2 separate regions of the Homo sapiens genome follow, and region 2 is linked to region 1. A link is a loop called in an ENCODE intact Hi-C map of the cell type or tissue named here. Cell type or tissue: HepG2. All regions are shown on one strand. Each heading gives the region's core, and the rest is flanking DNA. Links, peaks and the distances in the headings are about the cores only. Region 1 overlaps LOC105377929 (a long non-coding RNA gene). Region 2 has its middle 22 kb from the start of SEC63.

Region 1 (10,301 bases), core at 1,430-9,429:
AGGTGGATCACTTGAGATCAGGAGTTCGAGACCAGCCTGGCCAACATGGCGAAACCCCATCTCTACTAACAATACAAAAATTAGTCGGGTGTGGTAGTGCATGCCTGTAATCCCAGCTACTCAGGAGGCTGAGGCAGGAGAATTGCTTGAACCCAGAAGGCAAATGTTGCAGTGGGCTGAGATTGCACCACTGCACTCCAGCCTGGGTGACAGAGCGAGAGTCCGCTTGAAAAAAAAAAAAAAGAGGGTAACCAATTGTCTAGAATTGCATGCCTAGCAAAAATGGTCTTCAAAATTAAAAGGGAAATAAAGGCATTTCAGGACAAAAAGAATTTATCACAAGTAGGACTGCATTAAAAAAATGCTAAAGACATCTTCAGGTGGAAGTAAAATAAACCCAGCTGGGGCTGGGCGCGGTGGCTCACGCCTGTAATCCCAGCACTTTGGGAGGCCGAGGCGGGCGGATCATGAGGTCAGGAGATCGAGACCATCCTGACTAACGGTGAAACCCCGTCTCTGCTAAAAATACAAAAAATGAGCCAGGCGTGGTGGCGGGCGCCTGTGGTTCCCAGCTACTCGGGAGGCTGAGGCAGGAGAATGGTGCAAACCCGGGAGGTGGAGCTTGCAGTGAGCGGAGATCGAGCCATTGCACTCCAGCCTGGGAGACAGAGCGAGACTCTGTCTCAGAAAAATAAATAAATAAATAAATAAACCCAGTTGGAAACTCACAGGGGCAAGAACAGGAAATTAGTGTAGAGGGTAACTATATGGATAAATCTAAATAAATACTGGCTGTATACAATGATGTGATGTGGAGTTAACATATATATATATAGACACACACACACACACATACAGAGAGAGAGAATAAAATGCACAAGTGACATAAAAGTCAAGAGGTGATTTGTATTAGGGTTCTCCAGGAAAAACAGAACCAAGAGGAGAGAGAGCTATATGGTATATAAGCCATATTATATATGATAATATATAAGCCACTTTTAATTTAATTTTATTTTTTGAGACAGAGTCTCACTCTATCGCCCAGGCTGGAGTGCAGTGGCGCAATCTCGGCTCACTGCAACCTCCATCTCCCAGGTTCAAGCAATTCTCCTGCCTCAGCCTCCCAAGTAGCTGGGATTACAGGCACATGCCACCATGCCCAGCTAACTTTTGTATTTTTAGTAGAGATGGGGTTTCACCATGTTGGCCAGGCTGGTCTTGAACTCCTGACCTCAGGTAATCTGCCTGCCTCAGCCTCCCAAAGTGCTGGGATTACAGGCGTGACCCACCATGCCTGGCCATAAGCCACTATTTAATAATTAATATGTATGTCATAGGAGATAGATATTTTATATATATGTTTTATGTTTAATATATGTCATAGGAAATACATAATCTACATATATAACATTCTATATGAAACATAATCTACATGTTATATGATCTATATATTATGTATTCTCTATGTATTATATGTCTCCTATAACATATATTATATATATTTAGCATATAAATGTCTCCTATGACATACATACATACTGTAAGAAATTGGCTTATGTGATTATGGCACCTGAGACATCCCAAGATGTGCATTTGGCAAGCTGCAGCCCTGGGAAAGCTGTCGATGTGGTTCCAATATGAGGGCAGGAGACTAATGCCCCAGCTCAGAAGTCAGGCAGGAAAAGTTTCATCTTATCAGCCTTTTTATTTTATTCAGGTATTCAATTAATTCGATGAGGTCCACCAACATTGGGGAGGACAATCTGCTTTATTCAGTCTACTGATTCTAATGCTAAGCTCATTCAGAAATACCCTCACAAACACACCCAGAATAATGTTTGATCAAATGTCTGGGCACCCTGTGGCCCAGTCAAATTGACACATAAAATTAATCATCACAATATTCTTGGAGTTAAAATGTTTTAGGGTTGTTGCATTATTTGGGAATAAGATAAAAATTCAAGTAACATTGGAGATTAGGATTAATGTTGAAACCTTCAAGGTAACTGCTAAAAGAAAGTAAAAGAGGGTGTAACTATCAAACCAATGGAGGAAGGGGGAAATATCAATATAACAGAAATCAAGAAAAGAGGGAAACAGGAACACAGGACAGGACAAATAGTAACATGATATATTAAACTCAAATATCAGTAAGTAGATTAAATAGAAGAGGGAAAGAAGGGAGGGAGGGAAGAGGGAGGGAGGGAGGAAGGGAAGGAAGTCCCAATTAATTTTACAAAGTCAGCATCATCTTGATATCAAACCTGATGAACATAGCACAAAAATGAACTAAAAAACTCACTAAAAAATATTGAGAGCGAAAACAAAACAAAAATATTGAGAGTGGCAGGAGGCAGCCAAACGCCTAGGCAAACAGGGATGGGTCCCTGGTGAAACCCCATCTTCAAGCCTAAAAGCCTGAAACCTGCAGCCCAAAGTGAGAACTTCTATTCCTGTTTGCTCACTCTCTCTTGATTGGTTCTTTCTGAATAATGTCTTTTTACCAATCCAGTGTTGTCTTTTCCAAAACTACGTGTGGCCCACCACACTCCACCCACCCCCATCCTGTGCCTATAAAGATCCCAGACTCAGTCAGTAGAAAGGAGAGATGGCTGGACTTTGGGGAAGAGATGGCCAGATTTTGGGGAAGACTATCTGCTTTTCCCATCCCCTCTCCAGCTCCCCTCTAGGCTAAGAGCCATTTCCACTGCTCAATTAAGTTCTCTACCCTCACCATCCTTCAAGTGTCCACACAACTTCATTCTTCTTGGATGCTGGATGGACAAGAGCTCAGGACCCACTGAGTGTGGGGACCCAAAAAGGCTATCACACCGGCCCTTTGCCCTTGCTGTTAGAGGGCAGCCACCCCACGTGATGAGACAAGGGGCCAGCTGAGCTGTTAACACATAGCCATCTGCAGATGGCAGCGCTAAGAGAGCACTGTAACACTCCCCCTGGGGTTTTGGGGTCATGGGCACCCTCATCTCGGTGATGCCATGGGCCCTGCACAGAGCTTGCTCCCGCCAGTGCCCAAAGTGGCCAGCCAGATCCTGCACTCACTCGCTCACTCCTGATCTGGCCATGAGCCCCACATGGAGCCTGCTCCTGCCAGTGACTAGAACAGCTGGCGAGATCCCACACTCACTTGCTCATGGCTGGTTTGGCCATGGGCCCCACATGGAGCTTGCTTCTGCTGGTGCCCGGAGCGGCCGGCTGGATCCTGCACTCACTCGCTCACAGGCTCCCACCCACAAGGGGTTGAATGTGGTGGGCCGAGCAAGTGTTCCCTCCGGTTGGGAGTCCAGTGAAGGGGCCAAGAAAAATCCTGCATCAATCTGAAGACAAAATGTCACATATAGTATTTGTGGACTTAACAGTATGCCAAAAGAATAGTACACTTTGAACAAATTAGAGATTATCCTAGGAATTTAAGTTACTAAGAGATCAGTGTAACTGAGGCGACCTTTAGTTGTATAGCCATCAGGAGTTACTTGTCCTTTTAACAACTATGAATCTCATTGGAGCCCTGAGTCTGCACAACTGGGATTGTCCTTGCAGATACTTAGAAGTTGTACAAGTCTGCCCTGGCTATCCCTTCACCTGAGCTACTATTTCGAGACAGCTGTCTACTCTGAAGGTTACCTCTTGCTGTAACTGTATTTCCAGGATGCTACTGCAGAAATTATAAAGAAAATGACTCAGATTTGTTTGTGTTAAAAAAAATCAACTAGAAGTAATATGCAGCATATATGACAATTCAAAGATCTTAATGTGTAAAGTGTTCTAAATGCAATAATGAAAATGAATTTTAATTTATAAAATTAAATTTAAAATAAAATTATTTAGAGGTAAATAAATATAGAAAAATAAAGTAGGGCATGGTGGCTCATGCCTGTAATCCCAGCATTTGGGAGGCTGAGGCGGGAGGATTGCTTGAGTTCAGGAGTTCAAAACCAGCCTGGGTAACCTGGTAAAACCCCATCTCTACAAAAAATAAATAAAAAAATAAATTAGCTGGGCATGGTAGCGTGTGCCTCTAGTCCTAACTACTTGGGAGGCTAAGGTGGGAGGATTGCTTGAGCCCAAGAGGTCAAGGCTGAAATGAGCCAAGATCATGCCACTGCACTCCAGCCTAGGAGACAGAGCGAGACCTTGTCTCAAAAAAAATCAGCAAAGGAAAAGGTACAGAGAATTCTAAAACAAAGTTAGGCAGCAAAGATATGAATAGGTGTTCATATCTACCCACTAAAGAAACACAAATTATAGCTACATGGTGATACTATATTCCATCTAATGGACTGGCAGATATTGAAAAGGAATGATAATGTCTGGTATTGGCATGAGAACAATGAATTTATATAATATATGGTGTGAGTGCAAATGGATACAAACTTTCTAAAGGGACATTTTCTTAATTATTTAGGCTTAATTCCTGGAAGCAGAATTGACTGTCAAACAGATTGCATCAAGGTATTTGCTGCTTTGAAGTTGGGTTGAAGGGTACATTCAGACTCAGATCCAATTCCACTTCTTCCATGACATCTTACATGATTTTCTTCTGCTCCTGACTCTTCATATTTCTTAAAGAAACAATTTGCCATAAAGGAAAAGGCAAGGACTTTGAAATCAGACCTGGGGCTTTCCCCCTACTTGGGTAAGCGATTTGGTTCTCTGAGCCTTGGTTTCTACACCTGTGAAATGGGAGTTCATAATACTTGCCTCAAAAAAAAAAATTTGCACAAATTAAGTATACAAAAAGCCTACAGCACAATACCCAACCTGGAGTATTTCATGCTGCTCAGTAAGTACTTGTCCATCTGTTTCCTTATGGGCTACACTGCACAAATTGGCTATGTAATTTGGCACTTGTTTATGTACCCGCTCATGCTGTTACCAGCTTCTTTATTGTTCTTTATTGTGTGTGATTGTTATTCCTCCTCTCCAGACTACATTGTAATCTCTTCCAATTCAAGGACTCTATCTCCTTTGTCCTTTGTACCCATAGTTCAATGAATGGTTTTTGAAGTTAGAGTAGCAGTTGTTTGAGAAAAGATAAAATACATTCCTGAACTACACTGTATGATGTTAGAAGGTGTCTTTGTAGCAGGTCTACAGAAAAGAATGTTTGAGACCTTGAAGAAAAGTCCTTCAGCTGCCCATAAAAAGTATAAATGGTAGAAACATAACTATTTAGTGGAAAGTGAGAAGCACTGCTTTGCCACTCATGAACCCCTCGTGTTAAAGCACTGAAGATTCCAGGCTGGAGCCAGTGCTGAGTATCATGAATTACTGCCCTTAAAACTAGCATCTCAAGTCATATATAATACCTTTTCTGGGCAAGAGTCCCATCTCCTTAATCTCTGCTAAATGAGTGTTTATTAGATCTGGCTGTTGAAAAATACCAAGTTAAATCAGACAGTTAAAAAAAATCAACATGATGCCCATAACTGGTTTAATTTATCTTCCCTCTTCAGTAATCCCACACATTACCTACTTATTTGCTGTAATGAACATGCCATTCAGCTAAAATAAGATTAACTGCTTAAACCATGGCATTACAGGCAGAGAACTTTAATGCCGCTTTGTGTTTCATTGTAAGGGTTCAGCAGTTAAACGATATGCTGTTGTCGTTTCTTCCATTGTAATCAAGACGGTTTCACTTAGGATTAGTGCTCCCCAGCTGATTCTCCTGATGGAACATTTGAAGCAGCAAATTTATATGTCTAAGTTACAGCCTGGCAGCAATAACAACCTTCTGAATCAAACCTGTTGGCCTCATCAGCACTCAAATTGCACTGCTCTTTGTGAAGCCCCATCTGCTCTAATGGTGATGGAAATCTCGCCTGCCATGCAGACCAGGGATGGAAAATTGAAAGGGGACTTGGGCATGCATCTGGAAAATAGCACTGTGATGCCCCAGGTGGGATCAGGATTCAGAAAATTAACCCACATTCCCCCACGTGAATGAGCATTTGCCTGTTCTCTGCATCAAAGTCAAATCCCACTTCTTCAATGGTGCTTTCTGGACTGTTCCAGCCCCACTCATCTCTCTTTTCTTTGAACTCATTATAATTATACATCTTCCTACATTACTTAAGGCCAATTATTTATTGATTTATGCAAATCATGTCATTATTTCCTCCGAGGTAACACTGTCTCTTCACTTAGACTGCAAGCTCTTATAAGTCAGGGACTAATAAATAACTGCGTGGTCCTGGGCCTATAGGAAGGGCCCATAGGAAGCTCCTTGACTGAGGGAAATACCCTCTGTGCACTGTGACCAATATTAAGATTCTGCCTGGATAGTCCAGAGTGGGGAAGCAGCTTCAGCTGAGTGTGCTTGAACCCCTCTCGTGATCCTCCCTTCTCTTTCATGGAGTATATTTTACTCCTGTGGCTCATCACATCTGGCACCACAAAGAGAGTCAATATGATGACCCACAGATGTGTCCATCCATTTGTTCAGTTATCCACTCAGTAAATATTTATCGCTGGGCCTTATGCCTACAATCCTAGCACTTTGGGAGGTGGAAGGATCACTTGAGCCCAGAAATTAGAGACCAGCCTAGGCAACAGAGCAAGACCCTACCTCTACCAAAAAACAAACAAACAAAAAAATAGCCAGGTGTGGTGGTGCACATCTGGAGTCCCAGCTACTCTGGAGGCTGAGATGGGAGGATCACTTGAGCCCAGGAATTTGAGATTGCAATGAGTTATGATCACACCACTGCACTCCAGCTTGGGTGACAGAGCGAGGTGCTTAATAATTAGTAATTTATTTTAATTTAACTTTAATTTTTTTTGAGACAGAGTCTCGCTCTGTCACCCTCTGTCACGCTCTGTCACGCTCTGTCACAGGCTGCAGTGCAGTGGCGCGATCTCGGCTCACTGCAAGCTCCACCTCCCAGGTTCACACGATTCTCCTGCCTCAGCCTCCTGTGTAGCTGGGACTACAGGCGCCCGCCACCACGCCTGGCTAATTTTTTTTGTATTTTTAGTAGAGACGGGGTTTCACTGTGTTGGTCGGGATGGTCTTGATCTCCTGACCTCGTGATCCATCTGCCTTGGCCTCCCAAAGTGCTGGGATTACAGGCATGAGCCACTGTGCCCGGCCTTTAATTTAACTTTAAATTAATGTTTAAATTAATAATTTAAAATTAAATTATTATTTACCAAGAACCTACTGTGTGGCAGGTCTTGTTTCTCAGGAATCTGAGAACTGAGAAACTCTTTGGTGGTATTTTGGCAGAAATGGCAGAAAGTTTGAAAGAGCTAGAAGAAAACCCATTTCTTCTTATACACTACCCTTCAAACCCAACTTTGGAGCAGAAGCAAACTTCTGCAGAACTTCCTTTTCCTGTGTGTTTATTCACCACTCCTCCCCATACTCTTCTCTCCTCCTGCTTAAATTGCCTTGAGGATGAAGCTTCTCCTTCCCTGCCTTCCTGGCTGTGATAATAGCAGGCTATTGAATTTTCCGGTGTGAAATTGGTTTGCTCAGGTCGCCACTAGGCAGGCTGCACTTGCTAGGTTGGATGGGTTCCAGGTATGCTGCTGTGGGTGGGGTTTAGGTTGAGTCAGGACTCCTTCATTGGGTGGGAAAAGGGTGAGGAGGGAAGGAGGAAATTAGGTTGGTTTTACCTTCTCTGCCTAGGGGATTACATTAACTATTTAGCAAAACAAGGAGACCTTCCTTGGTTCCCTCTCTCATTGACCACGTCTTAACCCTTCCAGGATAAAGCCAGAGCCTCAGATGCCTGTGGTTTGATCTGAGCTTGGGTCTGGGGGCACTGGAGCAGCTGCCCTCCAAGCCAGACCTCCTGGGAACTCTTCTGGGAAACTGTCTTCACAGCTATGAATCCAATAGTGATGATCCCTAATCCTTTGCTTCCTTCATGTTCCTGCTAAAAATAGGGATACACTGGAATAATAGACGGTTGAAAGGGAATATTAATCATCTTTTATTCCAGGTCTCCTTATTTCTCAAGTGTAGGAATTACAACTTAGTCACACTAGCTTATGCAAGCAGATGGCACATTTGTGGCAGAGCCAGGACTGTACGCAGGTCCTGACTCCCAGGCTGGAGCTGTCTCATATGCCATGGCGTTTCTCATAATTCCCTTCTCCATCACTCTGTTCCCAGGCTTCCTCTACTGCTTCTCAGTCTATTCCTTTTCCCTTGGCTGGCTACACTTACTGTTTCTTTTCCTCTTAGAATTTCAAAAGCAGAAACTACTAGCATAAGAAGGAAAATAAAGAATGAAAATGAGCAAAACTAGTTTCCCCAAAATTCTCCGAAACACCTTTGATTTATCAATAGTTTGCTAATAAAACTTCCTTAGATCGTATCTGCTTAAACATTCATTCCATTGAATTTACTGTGGACTCATGGAAGTTTCTTAAGCCTGTTTCTAATAGGAAGAGCATGTTACTTTTTCTTTTTTAGATGGAGTTTTGCTCTGTCACCCAGGCTGGAGTGCAGTGGCACAATCTTGGCTCACTGCAACCTCTGCCTCCCAGGCTCAAGCAATTCTTCCGGCTCAACCTCCCAAGTAGCTGGGATTACAGGCATATGCCACCATGCCCGGCTACTTTTTGTATTTTTAGTAGAGACGGGGTTTCTCCATGTTGGCCAAGCTGGTCTCAAACTCCTGACCTCAGGTGATCCGCCTGCCTCAGCCTCCCAAAGTGCTGAGGTTACAGGTGTGACCCACTGTGCCCAGCCCCCGCTTTTTTTTTTTTTTTTTAAAGTTCAGACTTGTTTTGATTACAAGTGACAGAAACCCAACTCAAAACTCAAACTAGCTTAAGCATAAAAGGAGATTTACTGGATCACATAACTGGGAAGTCCAGAAATTGATCTCGCTTCTAGTTTGACCAGACTCAAGAACTTGAAGGAAGTCACCATCTTCACTCTCCACCCACTTGTCTATGTTGTCTTTGTTCTTGTTGTGGGGAAAAAAAAGAGGCTGCAGCATCCCCATTCACATATTTCTGAAAGTAAGGCCCCTTCTCCTTCAGCTCCAAATGGAAAAGTCACCAAAAAAGGCATTGATTGGCCTAGATTGAGGCACATGGCCACCAATATATCAATCACACTGCCCAAGAGAATGAGGCACTATCATGGGCTGGGTTTGAGATACTATTCTTGGTTGCACCTACCACTACCACACACACACCCCACTGTGGTCAGAGGGACAGAGTCCTGCAATTGGCAGGCTCATCAAAATCATGTAGAGTAGCAGAAGAGCAGTTCCTCACAAAAGGAAATTCAGAAAAGACAACATTGGCAGATTCCTACTTGAAACATCCTTCCACTGTGTCCCCCGAAGACAATTGGTTTTTGGTTCCTTTGGAGTAGATGTCTATCTGGAGCCTTCCCATTGACCTTGTGTATCTCACCTGTCATCACCACTGACAGGGACCATGGCAGTATCTGCTCACTGGTGTCATCTCCATTCTCTCCCTTTCCCATATATTTAATACTCTACCAGGTTAATATTCTTAGACTACATATCTGATCTTCTGTGCTCATCTACTCGAAAATCTTTAATTAAATCTGTAAGATTTTAAATATCACATAAATCCAGTCCTGTGATTTATGGAGGTTGCCACAAGGCAACAGAATGGTCTTGTCAGGCAACTGCCATGGCTACTAGCTAAATCCATGCCCTGTGGCATGAGGCACCCAAAGTCTGGCTCCAGGAAGCCATCATTTCCCTTAGGACTGAAGGAGCAAGGGGAGAGAAAAGTGGTATTAGAGCCTGGTGACATGGGCCACCTGATGGGAGTGATAGGTGCGGAGCATGACAGCTACCAACAGACACAGCTCCTAAGCAAAGGCATAGATAATAAAGCCTGACCCCTCTCTCCTCTTGCCCTCTGATCTGAAGGGGTTGGTTCAGTCTCCTTGGGCACAGAGCAGGGCAAGGAAGGATGAAAAATGAATCCAGGAGGCAAGTAGAGAAATTATAACCTGCGCAGTTGTCTCAGAGCTACACAACAGCTCTGTAATTCAGCCACTGCTCTAACTTGTACAGCAAATGGAACCATGCAGTGGCTCATGCCTGTAATCCCTGCACTTTGGGAGGCCGAGGCAGGTGGATCACTTGAGGTCAGGCGTTCAAGGCCAACCTGGCCATGGTGAAATGCTGTCTCTACTAAAAATACAAAAATTAGCCAGGCATGGTGCTGCACACCTGTAATCCCAGCTACTCAGGAGGCTGAGGCAGGAGAATCACTTGAACCCAGGAGGCGGAGGTTGCAGTGAGCCAAGTTCATGCCACTGCACTCCAACTGGA
Region 2 (10,301 bases), core at 801-8,800, 49 kb after region 1:
GTGGCATGGGGGAGCACAGGACTCTGCTCATAATATACAGGAGAGTCACAAAGGCAAAGAAAATGAGGAACAGAATAATCAAGAATGACATTAAGAAGCTTCAAAAAAGGCCAGGATCGGTGGCGCACACCCATAATCCCAGCACTTTGGGAGGCCGAGGTAGGTGGATCACTTGAGATCAGGAGTTCGAGACCAGCCTGGCCAACATGGCAAAACTCCATCTCTGCTGAAAATATAAAAATTAGCTGGGTTTGGTGGCATGCACCTGTAGTCCCAGCTACTCAGGAGGCTGAGGCAGGAGAATTGCTTGAACCCGAGAGACGGAGGTTGCAGTGAGCCGAGATTGTGCCACTGCACTCCAGCCTGGGTGACAGAGTGAAACCCTGTCTCAAAAAAAAAAAAAAAAAAAAAAAAAAGAACATGAAGCTTCAAAAGGCAGGTCTCTTGAAACCTTCTCCCCCAAAAGTACCTGCTGCTATAGTTCCAGCAAAAAAGATGACTTCTTGCAGGCAAGAAGGCTCCAGCCCAGAAGGTTCCTGCCCAGAAAGCCACAGGCTAGAGGCAGTGCCTCCTCTGAAAGCTCAGAAGTTTCAAAAGCAACGTGCCCAGAAAGCATGTTGTCCAAAAGCATCTGGCAAGAAAGCGTTAAGAGGCTATTATAAAAGTAGTAAAGGTTCTTTTTGACATGTTGGAAAAAGAGAGAGAGAGAGACTGAGACTGCAAAATCTGGCATCCAACAAAATAAAATTCACAATGTCTGGCAACCAATACAAATTAGCAGGCATGCAAAGAAGCAGAAAAATAGAACTAACACCCAGGAGAAACACTAACCAATAGAAACAGATCCATAAGTGACAGAGATAATGGATTAAGTAGACAAGGAACTTAAAATAGCTATTATAAATTTTAAAAATATTTTCAAGTATGGAAAGGAAAACATGAGCATGATAAGAAAGGAAAGGAAAGATCATGTTTTTTGTTTTTGTTTTTAAGACAGTTCTCACTCTGTTGCCCAGGCTGAAGTGCAGTGTGTAATCATGGCTCACTGAAGCCTCAACCTCCCAGACTCAACCCATCCTCCCATCTCAGCCGCCCGAGTTCTGGGACTATACAGGTGTATGCCACCACGCCCGGCTAATTTTTTTGTTTTCTTGTAGAGACAAGGTCTCCTTATGTTGCCCAGTCTAATCTCTAACTCCTGGGCTCAAGTGATCCTCCTGCCTCAGCTTCCCAAAGTGCTGGCATTACAGGCATGAGCATGCCTAGCCTAATATATATATACACATATATACAAGTATACATATATACGTGTGTGTATATATATATATATAGTTGTTATTGTTTTAAATACTAGAGACTTGGATTTTAATACTGATACTTCCACAGGCTGGCTGTGTGACCCTAAACAATACCTCTTCCCTCCCTGGGCTGATGACATCTGTTCTTATACTCTTGCCTTCCTTCTCTTCTCTCAATCTTTTTCTCATCCCCTAAGTTCTATATCCTAAATATCTCTTGAATCCATCACATGTATCTATCTCAGTTTCCCAATCACCTCTCCCCTAAACTATGACAACATGTCTCCCAGGTAGATTCCCATCCTAACCTCCGGCAATACATTTCCTCCACAACATAGCTGGAGGGATTTTGTTAAAATGAAACATGAATCGTTCATCTTTTATGGCCCTTCACGGCCCTTAGGATAAAGTCCACAACCCATATTGCAAAATAAAGGCCTTTCTCGGTCTGCTCCCCCTTTGCTTGCCCCCTTGAGCCTCTCCTGGAGTCATTCTTCCCTTCCCTTGTGGCTACCCCTGCCTTTTTATCTTGAGGCTCCCTGCCTGTAACATTTCCCCAATGACTTCTTACTCAGTTGAGATCTGATTCTTTTTTTTTTTTTTTTTTTTTTTTTTTTTTTGAGATGGAGTCTCACTCTATTGCCCAGGCTGGAGTGCAGTGGCACAATCTCGGCTCACTGCAACCTCCACCTCCTGGGTTCAAGCAATTCTCCTGCCTCAGCCTCCCGAGTAGCTGGGATTACAGGCGCCCGCCACCATGCCCAGCTAATTTTGTATTTTTAGTAGAGATGGGGTTTCACCACGTTGGCCAAGCTGATCTCGAACTCCTGATCTCTAATGATCTACCCACCTCAGCCTCCCAAAGTGCTGGGATTACAGGCATGAGCCACCGAGCCCAGCCTGATTCTGTTTTTTTTTTTGTTGTTTTTTGTTTTTTGTTTTTTGAGACAGTCTCACTCTGTTGCCCAGGCTGGAGTGCAGTGATGCAATCTTAGCTCACTGCAACTTCCACCTCCCGGGTTCAAGTGATTCTCCTGCGTCAGCCTACCAAGTAGCTGGGACTATAGGTGCGTGCCACTATGCCCAGCTAATTTTTGTATTTTTAGTAGAGGTGGGGTTTCACTATGTTGGTCCGGCTGGTCTCAAACTCCTGACCTCAAATGATCTATCCACCTCGACCTCCCCAAGTGCTGGGATTACAGGAGTGAGCCACTACCCTCGCTCCTGATTCTTTTTTAAGTGCCCAGTTTAAACACCACTTTCTCAAGGAAGACTTCCCTGACCCCCGTGTCCCTCCCCATGACTCAGTGAGGTGCTGCTCCTGCTATGTGCTCCCACATTTCTCTGATTTAATGGTCACAGAACTTCAATCCTACAATATTAACAAAGCTTAATTGTCTCCCCTGATCTTAGCCTCTGTGCCCCACGATATCCAGTGTCCAACCCAGTGCCCGGTTCTAAGAATGAATGAATGTTTATCCCACATAACATATTCGAGCTCTGCTCCTTCTACCCCATCCCCAGAATCCTGTTCTAGGCCACGTCCCCTCACACCTGGTTTGTGAAACAGCCTCAGATCAGCACCCCCAGCCTGAGGATCTCCTTCATCTAATCCACTCTGCTCACAGCAGCCAGAACAGCAAGAACCGTTGTCCTCAAGCATCATTTTGATCATATCACTCCCCTTCTTAGCAGCCTGCAATAGCTCCAATTGCCTCTTGAATTAAATTAAAACTCCTAATCACAGGCTTCAAGGGTCTCTACCAATTAGCTACCTCCCTTCCCCCACACCTAACTGCTGTCATCTTTTCACAGGCCCTCAAGCATGGCTTCCCTGCTGCCCTGCAAATCTGCTCCTAAGCCTGCCCCAATGGCACTCTCTCCTACCTTTTCAGCTTTCTCCCCTCTTTCTTTCTTTCTCCTAAATGATATCCCTTCCCCCACCTTAAAAATATCGCTCAATAATCATTTCCTTCATGAATACCTCCTAAGTCAACTCCATGTGGTTTTGTCCTGTCTATCACAACCTGTTATTAATCAAGCGCGTAGAGTATTTCTGCTTATTCATGTGCTGTGAGTGTCCTGTGCCCTGTGGCCGCTGCTAACTTACTGTTTGTACCATCTGCCCTCTTAGGGTCCAACAACTTCAAGGACAAGAATGATGTATTTTCATCACTTGTGACTTCCGGTGAGAGACCTGAAAATAGGAATTTCCAAACAAATCTGTTTTCCCTCAGGTTTCCTAGACCAGATTTCGGGTCGGTCTGACCAGGTGCAGCCCCATCCTAGCAGCAGATTGCTTGTTCTCAGCATTCCCATCATGGAGAATCTTAGTGTGGTGGTGAGGAAGAGGGACAATAACACTCCTGAGTGCTCACCTATGCCAGACACTGTGCGAGGAGCTTTACATGCGGCATTTCACTGATACCTCCCAGCAATCTGATGAATTAGAAATTATCATTCCTGATTTTAAATCGCATTAGGAGTCCAGGAGAATTTGTATCATCTGTCCTTGTCATTCAACAGGTTTTTCTGGCTCTAAAAAACATGCTTCTCTTCCTACATCAGGGAAGACATGCTTCTTTCTTTCTTTTTTTTTTTTTTTTTTAGTAGAGATGAGGTTTCACTATGTTGTCCAGGCTGGTCTCAACTCGTGAGCTCAAGCAATCCTCCTGCCTCTGCCTCCCAAAGTGCTGGGATTATAGTCGTGAACCACTGCACCCAGCCAGGGAGGACGTGTTTCTGAACAAGTGGTCCTTCTGGCAGAATGTCCCAAATATAAACCAAAATCGTGACAGGTGTTTTGACAACGGTGCATAGGCCACTTTAAGTCAGTGGTCACTATGCCTGTGCCACAAGCTTTGCTGCCTGTTTGCTTGTCTAGTCCTTGTGAGATAAGACTCTTTTATAAGTGATTACTTTTAAAATTTTAGTTGAAGATTCCCTTAAGCATTTGATGAAAGCCATTGAATCTCTCCCCCCAAAAGTACATAAACACACGAAATTTATGAACAATACCAGGGTGCTTGCAGAAACAACACTTCTTCCTTAACTTCTATCTATCTATCTATCAACTTCTCTGGATCTGTGTCTGGAGCCCCTGGTTTACAGCTCCTGGTTTATATGTTCTCCTTACACCTTTTCGATGTTACAGAATCCAGAACATATCACAAGCAAACTTTTGAGGACTCTATCAATATTAGCTATGTTTTAAAAGATGGGCTGCATCAGTCTTGAGTTATTTAAAGATGCAAAGATTAGCTTAAAAATGGAAACCTCGCCAGGTGAGTGGCTCACATCTGTAATTCCAGCACTTTGGGAGGCTGAAGTGGGAGGAGAGCCTGAGCCCAGGAGTTTAAAACCAGCCTGGGCAACATAGTGAGACCCCATCTCTACAAAAATAAAAAAAATTAGCTGGGGGTGATGGCATGAGCCTGTAGTACCAGCTACTCGGGAGGCTGAGGCAGGAGAATCACTTGAACCCGCGAGGTGGAGGTTGCAGTGAGCCGAGATTGTGCCACTGCACTCCAGCCTGGGCGACAGAGGAGACACCGTCTCAAAAAAATAAATAAAATAAAATAAAAGACCTAAGAGAAAACCTAGAGTCTGAAAAGACATTAGAGAAAGGGCTTCTTGAGAAAATAAATTTAATGATTCTTTCTTCTGGTTGTGCCCTTATTAATCTTTGGTCCCTGCTGTTGGTTTTAATCCCAACACCTTTATCCAGATTGGCCTTCATCCTGATTGCAGATAACACTATTATCCTGTTTCAGCTTAACTTTTGGAAGCACAGCAGCAGAGGCTGCTCTATTTATAAGATGAAGCTCCTTTTCAAACAACAGTCACTTCATTTTCCTGGAAAACTCTTCCCTTTGTAGTTAAGAAGAAAGAAAAAAAGAAAAAACAGGGAGGCTGTTTGAGGCTGAAGAGTGACCTCTCTCGGTGGAGAGGTGGAAGAGGTTCCTTATCAGGCCAGTTTCAACTGGGACAGGAAAGAGACCAAGCATCCATAGGTCCAGAGTGTCTGTGAACCCTCTTAAGTTGTAGGTAAAATTTGGGGATGTGAAATGTGCATTTATCTAGAAAATGGTCTAGAGCTTTCATCAGGTTCTCAAAGAATTCTTTGTTCTTTAAGGTCCACAGGGTTGGGCCTGTGCTTTCTCAAAGTGTTTGAGGTCAGAAGAGTGCCTGCAGCACAATCACTGGAGAGCTTGTTAAAAACTCAGATTCCTGGCCAGGCACGGTGGCTCATGCCTGTAATCCCAGCACTTTGGGAGGCCGACACGAGCAGATAGCTTGAGGTCAGGAGTTTGAGACAAGCCCAGCCAACAAACAGTGAAGCCCTGTCTCTACTAAAAATATAAAAATTGGGCATAGTGCTGCATGCCTATAATCCCCGCTACTCAGGAGGCTGAGGCAGGAGAATCGCTTAAACCCGGAAGACGGAGGTTGCAGTGAGCCAGGATTGCCCCACTGCACTCCAGCCTGGGAAACAAAGTGAGACTCTTGTCTCAAAAAAATAAATAAATAAAAATAAACAAATAAACAAAAACACACCTCAGATTCCTAGGCCCCACACCAGATTTTCTGAATTAGTATCTCTAGGGATATGGTCTGGGACTCTAAATTTTTAACAGTTTCCCAGGTGATTTGGTTAAATTTCTGCATTAACTAGGAAGTTCCAAGTGTTTAACACCATTTGTTAGAATAAGATCAACAATTAATTATAGTGCAGGGAAGTGCTTACATTTACCCAAATAGGCCTGGTTCCAATCTCAGCTCATGTAACCTTGGCAAACTATGAATCTCACTGCTCCTTAATTGCCTAATCTATATATATGGGCTAAATAATTTGTCTGTCTTAAGATAATATTGCCTAATACATAGCAGAAGTCCAAAAATATTATTTATTGTTCATAACTTCTCTTAAATACTGGACATTCCCCACACTCTCCAGGTACAATGTTTGTTTGTTTTTTAAAGTGTTTTATGAGGCTTTTTTCTGGTAAAGGTATCGTCAAACAAAACAAAATGAAACAAGACAGGTTAATCATCTTCTACAATGAAGTACCAGCCATATTTCAAGGGGTTTTGTTATGCCATCAAATATATTTGAGCTGTAAACTATAAACTGAAATTCTCTTTGTTTCAACCTAACAGAAAAATTAGCAGTATTAGCATTCTGTAGGCTTGACCACACTGCAACTCTCCCTGGAAACTCAGAGCAATTTTAGCAAATGGAAAGCATAGATACCAGTATTCGTCAACAAGGACAAAGTCTTCTATTACCCTATTGAGAGTGTTTGATTTAATTGAACACCTACTCTCTAACACGTCTTCAGAAGCAAAGTGCAAAAAAAGAGAAAAGGGCCAGGGGCGGCGGCTCATACCTGTAATCCCAGCACTTTGGGAGGCCGAGGCAGGCGGATCACGAGGTCAGGAGATCGAGACCATCCTGGCTAACACGGTGAAACCCCATCTCTACTAAAAATACAAAAAATTAGCCGGGCGCGGTGGCGGGCGCCTGTAGTCCCAGCTACTCGGGAGGCTGAGGCAGGAGAATGGCGTGAACCTGGGAGGTAGAGGTTGCAGTGAGCGAAGATAGCGCCACTGCAGTCCGGCCTGGGCGAAAGAGCGAGACTCCGTCTCAAAAAAAAAAAAAAAAAAATATTAGCCTGGCGTGGTGGCACATGCCTGTAATCCCAGCTACTTGGGAGGTTGAGGCAGGAGAATTGCTTGAACCCAGGAGGCGGAGGTTGTGGTGAGCCAAGATCGTGCCATTGCACTCCAGCCTGGGCAACAAAAGCGAAACTCTGTCTCAAAAAAAAAAAAAAGAAAAGAAATTCCTATTTTTGTAAAACCAGTTGTAAAATTCGTTTTTCTTAAAGTTGTAAAATTGCTGTGAACTCCCTTTCCCCATCCCCATGTACATGTACTGGAATGTTATCAGCAAATTCCTTCCCTCTGATAATTTTGCAGCTCTATTCTGCCAGAACTATAAGTTTTCTACCATTGGAAAAGCATTTACACAAATGTTCATTTTTTTACATACCAAAGAAAATGTACCTTGGCTCAAGATGTAAGCAGGAAATCAAAAGGAAATATAATACCTAAATAAAAACAAATTCTACTAATTCATTTTTACATAGAATAACTAAAGTTTCCATTTGTCTTTGTTTTTGTTGTTTTAATTTTTTAAAATTACAGATGGGGTCTTGCTTCGTTGTTCAGGCTGTTCTTGAACTTCTGGGCTCCAGGAATCCTCCCACCTTGGCTTCCCAAAGTGCTAGAATTACAGGTGTGAGCCACCACACCAGGCCTAAGTTTCCGCTAGATTACCTAAAGGATCTTATAATTTGTTTCGGTGACTTTTTTGAGGTTAGACATTAATTCTAGTCACTGGTAGAAGATGTGTTTGGGGCATGAGAAACTGGCTCTGAGAAGAGCCGATATTCAAGAGGTAGAATACAGTGGTCTGCTTACCTTAAATTTATCATCTTATGATTCCTAAAAAAAAAAAAAAAAAAAAAAATGGAGGCCAGGTGTGGTGGCTCACGCCTATAATCCCAGCACTTTGGGAGGCCGAGGCGGGGAGATCACCTGAGGTCAGGAGTTCAAGGCCAGCCTGGCAAACATGGGAAACCCCATCTCTACTAAAAATACAAAAAACGAAAAAACAAAAGACCTAACTGGGTGTGATGGTGGGTGGCGCCTGTAATCCCAGCTACTTGGGAGGTGGAGGTTGCAGTGAGCTGAGATTGAGCCACTGCACTTCAGCCTGGGCCACAGAGTGAGATTCCTCACCCCTGCAAAAAAAAAAAAAAAAAAAAATTGTTGTTGTTATAGAGATGAGGTCTTGCTATATTGCCCAGGCTGGTCTCAAACTCCTGGCTTCAAGCAATCCTCCTGCTTTAGCCTCCCAAAGTGCTGGGATTACTTTGGTGTGAGCCACCGTGCCCAGCTCATCTTATGATTCTTAAATCTATTTACCAAAATCTTCCTAAATAGGATAAACTCAGATTTTTGTATTCCTTGATTGCCATCTGCTGGTGGTCCTCCATACTAGAAAATAAAAATTCCTGGGAAGACAGCAACAACCTGGTAATTGCTTGATTTAAGTAGTTCTTGAAAACTTGGAGAGAATATTTCTTTAAACATTTTTTTCTGTTTATTTTGAGACCAGGTTATGAGACTGGCTAATTTTTATATTTTTGGTACAGATGGGGTTTTGCCATGTTGCCCAGGCTGATCTCAAACCCCTGGGCTCAAGCAATCCACCTACCTCGGCCTCCCAAAGTGCTGGGATTACAGCCATGAGCCACTGCACCGGCCAGAGAGAATATTTCTAATGCCCTCGATGATACAAGACAGTCGAAGGCAAAGTGAGGAAGGGACATTAGGTAATAATAACAATAGCAATTATGATAACTAACTTCATTCAATCAATAAATATTTATTGAGTATCTACTATCCTGAATAGAGAGGTAAACAAGACAGACAAAATCTCTGTCTTCATGGAGATTTTAAGCAAATATGATATAAAGTAGTTACTTTATATCATAAAGTGTTACTCAGAAAAATAAACCAGGGCAAGGAACTGGAAAGTGATGGCAGAAGGAGGGCACTGTTTTAGATGAAGAGGCCTGAAAGGCCTTTAGGAGGTGACATTTGCATTTTTTAACATTGAGTATTAACATAAATATTCAACAAAGTGGATTTTGTTGAATATTTCTTTCTTCCTTTTTTTTTTGAGACATGGTCTCACTCTGTCATTCATGCTGGAGTATAGTAGTGCAGTCACTGCTCACTGTGGCCTTGACCTCCTGGGCTCAAGCGATCCCTCCCATCTCAGCCTCCTGAGTAGCTGGGACTATAGGCATGCGTCACCATGCTTGGCTAATTTTTAAAATCTTTTTGTAGAAACAAGGTCTCACTCTATTGCCCAGACTGGTCTCAAACTCCTGGGCTCAAGCAGTCCTCCCACTTCAGCCTCCGAAAGTACTGGGATTGCAGGTGTGAGCCACTGTGCCCGGTCTGAATATTTATTTATGCAGGCCCTGAGTCCACAGCTGCCTATGCAGCATATTATGTAATCCTCTCAACAACCTATGAGGCAGATGCTACTACTAGCCTCATCTTACTGATTAGCAATTTGAAGGAGAGAAAGATGGAGCTGGTATTCAAACAGAGGCACTGTCCTTTTATAACACTATAACTTTTCAAAGCTCTTTCATGCAAATGCAATAATATATGCAGAAATGTTTTGTGGATGATAAAGTACTATGCAAATGTAAGTAATTATCACTATTTTAATGTAATCTGATTTGACCTTCATAGTATCCCTGTAAAGGGGATAAAGTGTGTAATATTATATCATTTTGTAGATGATAAAACAAACACACTCAATTGTAAAGTGCAAAGTGATGTGACTTGTCCAAGGTCACAAAGTTAGTTAATGGCATATTCAGAATTAGAGCTTATGTTTTTAAGGAGCATTATTTTAAAGTTTTGTACTTTTATACTTTTATCTCTTGAGATGATAAATTATACTAAGTATTTTTCTTGCCAAGCTTATTTATAACCACATTAATCATAGGAATTAAAAACAGTTTAGGGGCCAGGCACGGTGGCTCATGCCTGTAATCCCAGCACTTTGGGAGGCCAAGGCAGGAGGATCGTCTGAGATCAGGAGTTTGAGACCAATCTGGCCAATGTGGCGAAACTCTGTCTCTACTAAAAATACAAAAGAAAATTAGCCAGGCATGGTGGCACACACCTGTAGTCCCAGCTACTGAGGAGGCTGAGGCAGAAGAATCGCTTGAACCCAGGAGACAGAGGTTGCAGTGAGCGGAGACCACCCCACTGCACTCCAGCCTGGACGACAGAGCAAGTCTCTGTGAAAACAACAGCAGCAGCAACAACAACAACAACAAAACAAAAAAAACAGTTTAGGGTTCATAAATAAATCTTCAAAATATCCCTCTTTCTGTATCTTCAATTCCA

Evidence for each region. Peaks named below come from ENCODE experiments on the same cell type or tissue, not always from the same donor. Only the 100,000 strongest peaks of a DNase experiment are listed, where the experiment ranks them.
Region 2: a loop joins it to region 1, with 4 times the contacts of the local background. A loop is called at or near these places in 24 of 110 quality-filtered maps.

What each region holds. Positions count from the first base shown.
Region 1 is chr6:108,025,022-108,035,322 of GRCh38, reverse strand. LOC105377929 (a long non-coding RNA gene) reads left to right here. Exons shown (of 2, transcript XR_942843.2): 2 at 4,424-6,092. Among named protein-coding and RNA genes, the nearest start is that of OSTM1, 45 kb to the left of the region's middle. RefSeq lists enhancers at 2,561-3,060, 3,061-3,562. In HepG2, for the core only: no CTCF peak of the experiment used is centred there; a DNase peak (open chromatin) is centred at 4,992.
Region 2 is chr6:107,975,433-107,985,733 of GRCh38, reverse strand. No RefSeq gene overlaps it. Among named protein-coding and RNA genes, the nearest start is that of SEC63, 22 kb to the right of the region's middle. In HepG2, for the core only: CTCF peaks have their summits at 5,236 and 8,346 (motif pointing left); DNase peaks (open chromatin) are centred at 5,223 and 8,345.